Linked DNA regions of Homo sapiens: all the other regions are linked to region 1. The links are chromatin contacts, found by Hi-C or POLR2A ChIA-PET in ENCODE. All regions are on one chromosome and are shown on one strand. The core of a region is the stretch at or near the end of the contact, and the rest is flanking DNA. Distances in the headings are between cores, read along the strand shown. Region 1 overlaps PRR5L (proline rich 5 like). Region 2 overlaps EHF (ETS homologous factor). Region 3 holds the start of CD44-DT (CD44 divergent transcript). Region 4 overlaps CD44 (CD44 molecule (IN blood group)).

Region 1 (2,791 bases), core at 160-2,659:
AAGGGGTAGCTGGGAGAAAATGCTGCTTGGAGATGATTGTTGTAAGCCATAGGCATTCCGTGAGGCTAAGTTCATTCATTAGAATCTGTTCCTCATTAAAATGAATCTCAGGTGATTGGGTCATGGAGCCCATACCTCTCAGATATTTCTAGAGACCGTCAGCAGAGGGAGGTCTCATCTGCCTCAACAGGTTTACGAATTGATCCACTTTAAGGAAGGATGTCCAAGACAGCAATGTTTTACGGTGGCAAAGAGAAACATAAACTTCAGAGCCTAAACTAACATTTCTATTTGGTGGATATGTGAGTGAAGATTGCAAACTTAATCTCTTCTTGTTCTCCTTGGATTTACAAATATAGCATCAACAACAACTCACATTTACTGAGAATGCAATATGTGGCAGACAGTTCTAAGCATATTGCACTTTCACCAAGACTCTGTGAACTAGTTAGTGTTATGTGCCCATTTTATAGATTTAGAAGCGGAGGCACAACTTGCTTAAGGGACCCAGTTAGTGAATTGTACAAGCAAGATTTGAACCAGGTAGTCTGACCCCAGAGCCCATGCTCTGCTTTGCTTTGCTTTTTTTTTTTTTTTTTTTGAGACAGAGTCTTGCTCTGTCACCCAGTCTGGAGTACAGTGGTGCAATCTCAGCTCACTGCAACCTCTGCCTCCTGGGTTCAAGTGATTCTCCAGCCTCAGCCTCCCAAGTAGCTGGGATTATAGGTGCGTGTCACCATGCCCAGCTATTTTTTTTAATTTTTTTTTAATTTTTTAGTAGAAATAGGGTTTCACCATGTTGGCCAGTCTGGTCTCGAACTCCTGATCTCAGGTGATCTGCCTGCCTTGGCCTCCCAGAGTGCTGGGATTACAGGGGTGAGCCACCACACCCAGCCCCATGCTTTTAACTACTGAATTTACAAACAGCCTATTAACACCTGATCTTTGCTTTTTTTTTTCTTTTTGAGACAGGGTCTCACTTTGTTGCCCAAGATGAAGTGCAGTGGCACAAACAGCTCACTGCAGCCTTGACCTCCCAGGCTCAAATGATCCTCCAGCCTCAGCCCTTCAAGTAGCTGGGACTACAGGCACATGCCACCATGCTCAGCTAATTTTTGTATTTTTTGTAGAGTCTAGGTTTCACCATGTTGCCTGGGCTGGTCTCGACCTCCTGAGCTCAATTGATCTGCCTGCCTCGGCCTCCTAAAATGCTGGAATTACAGGCATGAGCCACCATGCCCAGCCAACACCTGATCTATTTTTAAGTATCAAAGCTTCTGTATTATTATGATGGCTGTCACTAGTAGGGAAGCATGATCATTGACATCAAGGATAATTGTGACCAAGTAAAAGCCATTTGATTTAGCAACAAGCAGATCATTGGCCTCTGAGTGGGTGGTTTCTGTAAAGTACTGGGGTGGCAGCCAGACTGTGAGGCCTCAAGGGAGTTGAGGGAAGTGAGAAAAGGGAAGCCTCCAGGGTTTACAGGCATACCTTGTTTTATTCTGCTTCGGTTTATTGCACTTCACAGATATTGTGCTTTTTACTGATTGAATGTTGTGGCAACCCTCTGGCCAAGTCAATTGGCCCCATTTTTCCAACAGCGTGTGCTCACTTTATGTCTCTGTGTCACATTTTGGTAATTCTCACAATATTGCCAACTTTTTCATTATTATTTTATCAGTTATGGTGATCTATCATCAGTGATCTTTGCTGTTACCATTGTAATTGTTTTGGGGCACCACACACTGTACCCGATAAGATGGCACACTTAATCCATAACTGTTATATGCATTCTGATTGCTCCATTAAGTGGTTGTTCCCCTGACTCTCCCTCTCCTGGGGCCTTGGTATTTCCTGAGACACAATATTATTGAAATTAGCCAATTAATAATGCCACAATGACCTCTAAGTGTTCAAGTGGAGGAAAGATCATGTCTCTCACTTTAAGTCAAAATCTAGAAGTGATTAAGTTTAGTGAGGAAGGCATGTTGAAAGCTGAGATGGGTCAAAAGCTAGACCTCTTGGGCCAAACAGCCAAGTTCTGAATGCAAAGGAAAAGTTCTTGAAATTAAAAGTGCTACTCCAGTGAACTCAATAATAATAAGAAGCAAAACAGCCTTATTATTGATATGGAGAAAATGTTAGTGGTTTGGATGGATGATCAAACCAGCCACAACATTCCCTTACGCCAAGGCATAATTCAGAGCAAAGCCCTAGCTCTCTTTAATCCTATGAAGCCTGAGCAAGGTGAGGAAGCTGCAGAAGAAAAGTTGGAAGCTACAGGAGGTTGGTTCATGAGGTTTAAGGAAAGAAACCTGTCTCCATTACATAAAAGTGCAAGGTGAAGCAGCATGGGCTGATGGATAAGCTGCAGTAAGTTATATGGAAGATCTAGCTAAGATCATTGATGAAGGTGGCTAAACAGATTTTCAATGTAGGCAAACAGCTTTCATTGGAAGAAGGTGCTATCTAGGACTTTCATTTTAGTAAGAAGTCAGTGGTTGTTTCCAAATCTTCAAAGGACAGGCTGACTCTCTTCTTAGGAGCCAATGCAGCTAGTGACTTTAAGTTGAAGTCAGTCCTCATTTACCTTTTTCAAAATCCTAGGGCCCTTAAGAATTATGCTAAATATACTCTGCCTGTGCTCTGTTAGGGAAACAAGAAGTCCAGATGACAGCACATCTGCTTACAGCATGTTTTACAGAACATTTTAAGCCCACTGTTGAGACTACTATTCAGAAAAAAAAAAGATGCCTTTAAAAACATTACTGCTCATTGACAATGCACC
Region 2 (2,791 bases), core at 202-2,701, 1.7 Mb before region 1:
ACACAGGGAGGCCTTTTCCCTGGCTGTCTCTGATGGGCCACCCCCACCATGAATCTCATTCTTGCCCTTGCGACCAGTGACTGCCACCTATTTCCAATTTATAGACTTATGGGGAGCCACACTTCTCTGCCTCCTACTCCTGGTTGTGGCATCATCCAGACCTCAGGCCAGCAGCCAAGGAAAAGCAGAATATATGGTGGGCCTCCCCACCTTAAAAAGTGTCAGGGGAGTGGCCAAGTTTGGAAAGAGAAGAGGAAGGGGCAATGTCTCCTCTTCTCTCCCTCCTCCCTTGATGGGTGTGTGTTTCACAAAAAGGGTGAATATACTAACTTGGTATTGTAGTTAACAAATTTTTAGGGGCCCTGGGGAGCTTCTGCAGAGATGTACAAAGGTACCTGCAACCCAGCTCCTGCCTTAGGTGTGTTTTTATATGAAGGACAAAATGCTGGGCTCTGAGCAGAGTCTACAGTCCCATAGCATCTACATTCATTTTCGTTTCCTTTCCCCTGTCCTAAATCTCTCTCCTGGAGACTGTCCTCCAAAGTCCATGAGCCATCATAAAACTGTGCAGCAACTATTGCTCCTAAGTCACTCCCCATGTTCATGCCTGGGAGCCTGGGAGCCACGTGGGCCAACCAAGCTTTCCATAGACCTCCCTGAGGATGTGTCCCAGTCACCAAGGACAGAATTTGACCTGCAGGTGATTTGTGAGTCACTTGGGGCCAAAATTGGCCCATGCAGTTATTTACCCTTTCATAAGTGGGCTGGCCTACCATTATTAAAGAAAAAAGCAATAGCTGCTAAGCATGCAAATTAGGCTTTGCTAGCCCTGCCTTTCTCTTCAGAGGCCAGGGGATGGGCCATCTGGATGTTCTGTGCTTTACAGGCCTGGCCTTGCCCTAGAGATGGATGCAGGACTTGGTCAGGAGGATGGCACCCCCTCCCCTGCTTGACCTGTCAGATAGCCCCACCGAAGGAGCCAGGGTAATACTGGAGAGGTCCCAAATAACTTGATAATTCCTTCTTGACCATCCAGACATTCTTGTGTTGCCAGTTCAGAAAAGCTGAGTGGAAGGGTGGAGAAGAAGGTCCACCCTAGGAGGAGGGGAGAAGAAGCTCATAGAGGGGCCAACACCCCCATACCTCTTTGGTTCAGTTTGTTTTCAGAGACAACAACAGGTGTACAAGGTGACCCAACAAGGAGAGAGGGTGTAACCCCAAGAGATTGGGCTTGGGGTGTCCAAACATGTAGCTATTAGCTAAAATACCGGCTAAATCCCTATGTCGTAAACACGAGGACTTAGCCAGTAAGTCAGGTTTTGTATCATTTGTGCTATAAAAACAAAATGAAACTCAGTCAGTGGCTTACACCCCGGCCCTAAAACTCAGAACCCAGCAAGGAGGGGAGCTGAGGGTAACCTAGGTCTGCGGTGAGGAGAAAGCAGGAAGTTTCTGGTGAGGACGAGGTGAGAGATCTTACAGCTTTTGGCTAGCCAAGAAACAAAATGCTTCTGTTGGAGACCAGCCCAGATCTGGGGGTTGCGTAGGAGTTGAGCTCCATTTGGGGTAGGTGGAGGGGAGTTCCCTTTGAATCTGAAATCTGAAGAGTCAGTCAAAGTGAGAGGTGTTTACCGCAGCACACAGAAGAAAGAGAAAGAGAGACAGAGTACAAGAGCACTTCTTTTCTGCGATGGGGCAGTGGGGCTTCACTCTTAAAAGGTGTTTGTTTGATTTAGTAACACAGTCCACCCCTTCTCCTTGGTTTTGTTTTGAGAATTTTATGTCATCCTTTAAGCTAATTGGAAAAATCCTAGAGGGAGGGGGCTGTCACCCAACTTGGATGACAAATCTCTGGATTTCAGCAAGGAAGAAACTGTGATAAGATTGACAAGACTCTTCCTGAAAGAAATATCATTAACCCCCCAAGGCCTCATTAATTATTTATTATACATTTAAATAAATTAATCCCTAACAAGGCCTTCCCCCCCACCACACTCTAGGGTAAAAATATTCTGGTGATTATGCAGTAGAATGCAGAACAAAGCCAAGCCAGGTTAGGAAAATTCCCAGGAACCACTTGGTCTAGGACAGGTTCCCATTCTTGCAACTTCTCTCACTTCCCTAAAAATGCAATAGGTACAGAACACATGGATGAGGCCATTTCCCCGAGGATGCTGAAAGGAAAATTAGACAACATTATTATAAAGTAACGCAGCTGAAGCAGAATCATATCCCTTGTCTCTGAGGACCACTCCTCACCCCCCATACTTTGTTGATGAACAATGAATTAGAAAACGCAGCCTCTTCTCCCTGGGGAAAAGAGATCGCTGACTATTCTCCTTCTCTATTTTTTGTAGAGCCTTCCATCATGAACACCTGGAAAGACGAGAACTATTTATATGACACCAACTATGGTAGCACAGTAGGTAACTAACTCCCTGACACTTAAGGCCCTTTACATTCTTATTCAGTTTGTCTAAGAGCCACAGTGTTCTATTGTGAGGTGGGGGGAGGGGGTGCTCTAAATGTCCTTTATCTTTTCATGGCCACAGATTTGTTGGACAGCAAAACTTTCTGCCGGGCTCAGATCTCCATGACAACCACCAGTCACCTTCCTGTTGGTAAGCTGTCATCACATCTGAGGCTGGGTATGCCTAATGCTTAGGGAGAATCAGTGGGAATTACCAACACTCTACATTTCTGCCTTTCTGGAGTCTTTCTAATTAAAGGGCTAGGAAAGGGATGGGGTTACCATTAGACGAGGTTTGCTTTTGAGGCAATATTTGTACAT
Region 3 (2,791 bases), core at 184-2,683, 1.2 Mb before region 1:
AAGGATTTTTCAGTCCCAAACACTCTTCCTGAAAATGCAAGAGGAGTAGTCTTTAGTCAAACAGAATCTCCACAACTGAAAAATTTATACCGGACTAGACAGTGGTAGTGGTTGCACAATATTGTTAAAGTACTACACGTCACTGCTATAAACACTTTTAAATGGGTGAAATGGTAAATTTTATGTTATGCATATTTTAACATAACAATGATAATAATTTTAACTAAGTACGTTGCCTCCTTATTTCCTACAGGGTCAAGTTCAAACTCCCTGGCATAGCTTACACCTTGTAGTCCCCATACCTGTAACCTCATGTCTGCTATCTTCCCCCAGCCCCTTCATCTGATCTATGTTCAGATCAGCTCACATTGCTCTCTATTCTCTGGACAAGCCATGTTCTTTCACTTTTCTATGCTCAAACACAATTTTGCTTTTAGTAATGATAGCAAACACTTATTTAAAGTGCTTACTGCATGCATATGTAGACATAAATCTACGGCTTAATACATGCAGGGCTTTTGAGTCATTTAATCCTCACCAATTCTATGAAGTAATAGAATTGTAATAGTAATAATAGATACTATTATTAAGCCCATTTTATACTTGAGCAAATTGAGCTAATTGCCTTAGGCAAGGTCACACAACTAAGAAGCAGCCATAATAGGGTTTGGATCTAGGTGTTCTAGCTCCTGAATCCATGCTGTTCGTCACTACACTGTACTGCCTGTGGATGACTTACTTGTCCCTGTAGTTTCATCTGAAGAATTCCTCCTCCTTTTCCTTTGAGGCCTGCCTCAAATATCACTTCCCCTGTGAAGACTGCCTGGTGTTCTCCAGGAGAGAGTGTGACTCCCTTCTCTAGGAATGGTAGCACCCCAAACACACACATTTTGCAGCATATTTCACCTTGCATGGTAATGGCCTGCTTGTGAGTTTTATTCCGTACCAGAGGGTGAGGGCTCTGAAGATAGCGCCAGGTCTTATTTACCTCGATACCCCACAACACTCATTACATGTCTGATGAATGAATGCATAGGGGGATGGCTGGGTGCATTTCTCTCAACTTTTCAATTTCTTGAAATAAATAACAAAATCTTACCTTCCCTCAGAAGTCCTGGCATGGTTCCTTTCATCTTGCCACAGCCACTGATAATCACTTTCATTTTCTGTGTAACTCACCAGGCAAGAAGTCCATGCAGATTTACTTTTAGTAGTTCACATGACAAATAAATACTGCGTTTGATTTCCAAACATTAAACCATAGTATATTATAGATAGATATAGAGTTATCATTCAAAGTATGATATTTCAATCTCAAAAGGCTTCCCCTGAAGAATATTACAAACTCTTCCTCTCTTTAAGATCTGCTGGGTAGGAAAGATGGGAGAAAATGAATTAATGTTTACACAGAAAGGAGGATAATGGGGGCAAAAATAATAGATGAACGTATGGGTGGATGAGAGAATGGATAAAATGATAGGTGGATATGTTGATCTTGGACAGATGGGAAATGAGTGGATATATCAATAAACAGATATGTGGGTGGATGGGTGGAGAAGAGGATGGTGGATGGTTGTGGTTTTATGAAGAGATGTGAAAAAGGAAGTGTGGAATGATGGATGAGAAGTTGTATGGGAAGATGAATAGAAGAATAGGTGGTTGAATAAATTAAAAGGTGTGTGGTTGGATGAATGAATGAGTGGGATGATAGATGGACCTAAGTGGTTAGTGGATGGACAGGAGGATGGATGGATGTGAGAGCCCCAGAAGGACATAAGGAAAGATGGGTGGATAGATGGATGGGCGGATGGAAGGATATTTAGGAGGATGAATGAGCATGTGTGTGGAGAGAGGTGCCCATTCACACTGGCTTGAACACATGGGTTAGCTGAGCCAAATGCCAGCCCTATGACAGGCCATCAGTAGCTTTCCCTGAGCTGTTCTGCCAAGAAGCTAAAATTCATTCAAGCCATGTGGACTTGTTATTGAGGGGAAAAAGAATGAGCTCTCCCTCTTTCCACTTGGAAGATTCACCAACTCCCCACCCCTCACTCCCCACTGTGGGCACGGAGGCACTGCGCCACCCAGGGCAAGACCTCGCCCTCTCTCCAGCTCCTCTCCCAGGATATCCAACATCCTGTGAAACCCAGAGATCTTGCTCCAGCCGGATTCAGAGAAATTTAGCGGGAAAGGAGAGGCCAAAGGCTGAACCCAATGGTGCAAGGTTTTACGGTTCGGTCATCCTCTGTCCTGACGCCGCGGGGCCAGCGGGAGAAGAAAGCCAGTGCGTCTCTGGGCGCAGGGGCCAGTGGGGCTCGGAGGCACAGGCACCCCGCGACACTCCAGGTTCCCCGACCCACGTCCCTGGCAGCCCCGATTATTTACAGCCTCAGCAGAGCACGGGGCGGGGGCAGAGGGGCCCGCCCGGGAGGGCTGCTACTTCTTAAAACCTCTGCGGGCTGCTTAGTCACAGCCCCCCTTGCTTGGGTGTGTCCTTCGCTCGCTCCCTCCCTCCGTCTTAGGTCACTGTTTTCAACCTCGAATAAAAACTGCAGCCAACTTCCGAGGCAGCCTCATTGCCCAGCGGACCCCAGCCTCTGCCAGGTTCGGTCCGCCATCCTCGTCCCGTCCTCCGCCGGCCCCTGCCCCGCGCCCAGGGATCCTCCAGCTCCTTTCGCCCGCGCCCTCCGTTCGCTCCGGACACCATGGACAAGTTTTGGTGGCACGCAGCCTGGGGACTCTGCCTCGTGCCGCTGAGCCTGGCGCAGATCGGTGAGTGCCCGCCGCAGCC
Region 4 (2,791 bases), core at 201-2,700, 1.2 Mb before region 1:
TCTCTCTGAATGCTTCCACTGGTCCCATTTGCCTGTTGACAACCCAAGTTGAAAAGGCAGCACCAGAGGGGAATGGGGAAAATTAGCAGAACTGGAAAATCTGAGTTGAGATCTGGGTTTACCAAACTCTCCGTAAGACTTTGAGTCTGTGAAACTTATGTCCATTAGTTTCTTCACCTTTTAAATGGGTCTGTAGTACCTACCCTCTGGGCCTCACAGGCTGCTTTTGGGTGTGAAAGTGCTTTATAATTGGTGAAGGAAACTGCTACGTGGCAAGAATAGCAAAGCCTGATGTACTTTAATCCATTCGGTTCTGCTGAGGGTGGAGCCCCAATGTGTCTTAATTCATATGAGGTTTCTGAGAAGCTTTTTGAGATTTTAATACTGTCCCAGGTATGCACATCAACCTTCTCACTTTTATCCCCCAAGCTCCAAAATTTCATAACTTTTTATTTCATCTTGGGTGGCAGGAAGGCAAGGTGTGCCTGGGGGAGCTACAGGGAGTTATTCAAGGTCACATAATTAGCTTATAATTAACAGAGTTTAGGCTAGAACCAGTGCATCCCACTCCCAGATGGGGGCCCCCGGCTTATCTCAGCATGTCAGCAACCCATGAATCAGCCCTGAAATATAGATATTACCTATGAGTAACAGTTTCTCATCCTACCTCAACTGTTACGAAAGTCTTCCCTCAAACTAAAGCTAAGCAGTTCCACAAAATGCCAGCTATAGACATTAGCAGAAACTGTATATTGATTAGGTGATGTATCAGTCATTGTAACTACCCAGAAAAAAAAATACAATGACAAAACCAAGTGGCCCAACCTTATTTTCTACTTGCAAGAGGAAAAACCCTATTTGGGCCCCAAGATGCTTTTTTCATTTCATTTACCACATCCTGGGTTTGTGCTAGTCAATCTGCTAAATCAATAAGATCCGAAAAAGCAGAAAACAAAGATCGTGAGGCCAGAGGATTTCCTGATCACCATGGCAACACACAGGGGTGGGTACTGTGGTTTCTCTGCCTGAAGACGCACTCGTCAAAGACTACTTGGTGTTACAGAATTCTGGTGCAGTGAAGCAACAGTTCTGGGACATATACTTTCTTTTGCCAGAAAGACTCTGTTGGATCCAGGACCAGGAGTGGGGGGTTAAACAGTTCTCCATACCCTCACCTCCAAGTCCCCATCATCCCATTAGGAGACAGGGACAGTACTGTTCTCCAAACTCTCAAAACAACCCAAGAGCTTTCTAGGCTGTGCATTGGGTTGATCATTTGGTGGCCTTGGCTGAAGGGCCAGGGTAACAGCTAGGAGAACCCTTGGGATTCTTCTCCAATGTGACAGGCCCCTCCATGTTGGTTCAGCGTTGACTGCCATGACAGGCTCCAGGCTCCACGGAAAAAAGGCAGAGAAATCAGGGGGTCCAGCCAGGCGCCAAGACGTTGGGGTGCCTTGCATTTCTAAGTGCCAAGTGATGAATAGCTCAGTTGAAAGCAACCCAGGGCACATTCTGGAGGAAATTCTCTGGGTATGATTGTGCATGACTGTTTTCTCTGCTCATTAAACCCTCATCTGCCTCCAGGGCAATTCCGGGAGAGACTGAGTCACTCAAGACTCATGGTCTGCACTGGGCAGCCAAAGGCGATTCGGCCACCAAGTGTGATTCTGGCCTCATTCAGAAGTGGATGCTAAACAATACACCCTTTCACCAGGAGCCCATCACATGGGCATCAGGAGATGGGGGCGAGTGATGTGCCAGCCTTCTAGACTGGCAGGCCTGGGGGGCAGCAGAGGGCACAATAGCTAGAAAGACTCCCAGATGAAAACTTCTGGGCTTTGAAGCCTTCGAACAAATGAAGAAGAAAATGACTTCTTCGTGTCCTATTAAGACAGTGAGTTGTGGCTTTTTTGAGAGCAGCTTGCTCAGACCTCTTATGAAAGATAGATCAGTAGCAACAGCACTGGTGTAGGAGTCAGAAATCTGCAATTATGAACCACTGAGTTTTGTGTGTGTGTGTGTGTGTTTTTGTTTTTGTTTTTTGTTTGTTTTGTTTTGTTTTTTAACTTGCTGGAGGACCATACTCGGCTATCCTTGATTTTATTTTCTCCTGTGTCACAAGAGAAATTGGTTAGAAGCTTCCCATTGTGCCTCCTGGCTTTAAAAATAGATAATCCAATTAACAATAATGCTTTAAAACAACAAAACCTTGTCCTTTTCCCTTCCTACTTCTGATCAGAACCAGCTCAGTAAGATTTATTAGTTGTGCAATCTGTTTTGGACATGAGCTCAGCAAATCAGAGGACAGAAATAGAATCCTGGCTTTTTAATGATAAACACTGTAAAAATAAAAAATTTGGAGAGCTTACCAGTGCTTCTGGCTGCCCAAGTGGTTTGTGTGTGGTTGACTCCCAGGAGCTCAATCACTTTGGGTGCAGTCCACCCAGAGAGCTATGTTCCAGCTACATCAACCTGGAGCCTTAGCTTGGTCAGTCTAGATTTTTGGGTTTGGCTGCAGACATCTCGTAATGTCACAAGGACAGCCTGTGTCCTTGGTGACCCAACCCTGGGCCAACCCCAAGTCCTGGAGTCCTCTCCTAAGAGCCCTGCCTAATTGTAGAGAGAGCATTCAGGCTGTAAAGGGCAGGAGGCCTGGGGGCTACGACTAGGTTTGGGCTTTCTAAATTCCCAAGAGTATGATGGGAAGACCAACAGGCAGAATCAGAGAGAAGCAGTCAGCCCACTGCTGGGGAAAGCCAGTCAAGGTCAAGACTTCAGAATCTCCTCTCTG

The links. A loop is a pair of places that touch in the nucleus more often than their neighbours do. ChIA-PET counts read pairs that join two places held with the same protein, here RNA polymerase II (POLR2A). Pooled maps may share reads with other maps.
Region 2: a loop to region 1 is called in a pooled map, with 26 times the contacts of the local background. The contact joins two enhancer-like sites. A Hi-C loop is called at or near these places in 3 of 37 single-sample maps with no recorded cell type and 8 of 50 pooled maps.
Region 3: a map with no recorded cell type shows a loop between it and region 1 (5-fold over the local background). The contact joins the promoter of CD44-DT here to the enhancer-like site in region 1. A Hi-C loop is called at or near these places in 2 of 37 single-sample maps with no recorded cell type and 5 of 50 pooled maps.
Region 4: a pooled map shows a loop between it and region 1 (2.8-fold over the local background). The contact joins two enhancer-like sites. A Hi-C loop is called at or near these places in 1 of 37 single-sample maps with no recorded cell type and 3 of 50 pooled maps. POLR2A ChIA-PET finds 5 or more read pairs at or near these places in 1 of 52 experiments (activated CD8-positive, alpha-beta memory T cell).

Annotation. Positions count from the first base shown.
Region 1 is chr11:36,354,967-36,357,757 of GRCh38, forward strand. All of the region lies in intron 1 of PRR5L (proline rich 5 like), which reads left to right. Among named protein-coding and RNA genes, the nearest start is that of PRR5L, 60 kb to the left of the region's middle. Within about 2 kb of position 1,410, at least 3 of the 41 ENCODE cell types and tissues checked have a DNase peak (open chromatin) inside an H3K27ac peak, as active enhancers do.
Region 2 is chr11:34,649,185-34,651,975 of GRCh38, forward strand. It overlaps EHF (ETS homologous factor), which reads left to right. Exons shown (of 9, transcript NM_012153.6): 5 at 2,358-2,426; 6 at 2,553-2,621. Among named protein-coding and RNA genes, the nearest start is that of EHF, 29 kb to the left of the region's middle. RefSeq lists an enhancer at 1,460-1,709. Within about 2 kb of position 1,452, at least 10 of the 41 ENCODE cell types and tissues checked have a DNase peak (open chromatin) inside an H3K27ac peak, as active enhancers do.
Region 3 is chr11:35,136,599-35,139,389 of GRCh38, forward strand. CD44-DT (CD44 divergent transcript) reads right to left here and starts at 1,434. Exons shown (of 3, transcript NR_120528.1): 1 at 1,100-1,434; 2 at 1-28. CD44 (CD44 molecule (IN blood group)) reads left to right here and starts at 2,573. Exons shown (of 18, transcript NM_000610.4): 1 at 2,573-2,772. The coding sequence starts at 2,706. RefSeq lists an enhancer at 1,738-2,302 and a silencer at 2,213-2,282.
Region 4 is chr11:35,165,246-35,168,036 of GRCh38, forward strand. The region is part of intron 1 of CD44 (CD44 molecule (IN blood group)); the gene reads left to right. Among named protein-coding and RNA genes, the nearest start is that of SNORD164, 3.7 kb to the left of the region's middle. RefSeq lists a silencer at 314-363 and an enhancer at 784-843. Within about 2 kb of position 1,451, at least 31 of the 41 ENCODE cell types and tissues checked have a DNase peak (open chromatin) inside an H3K27ac peak, as active enhancers do.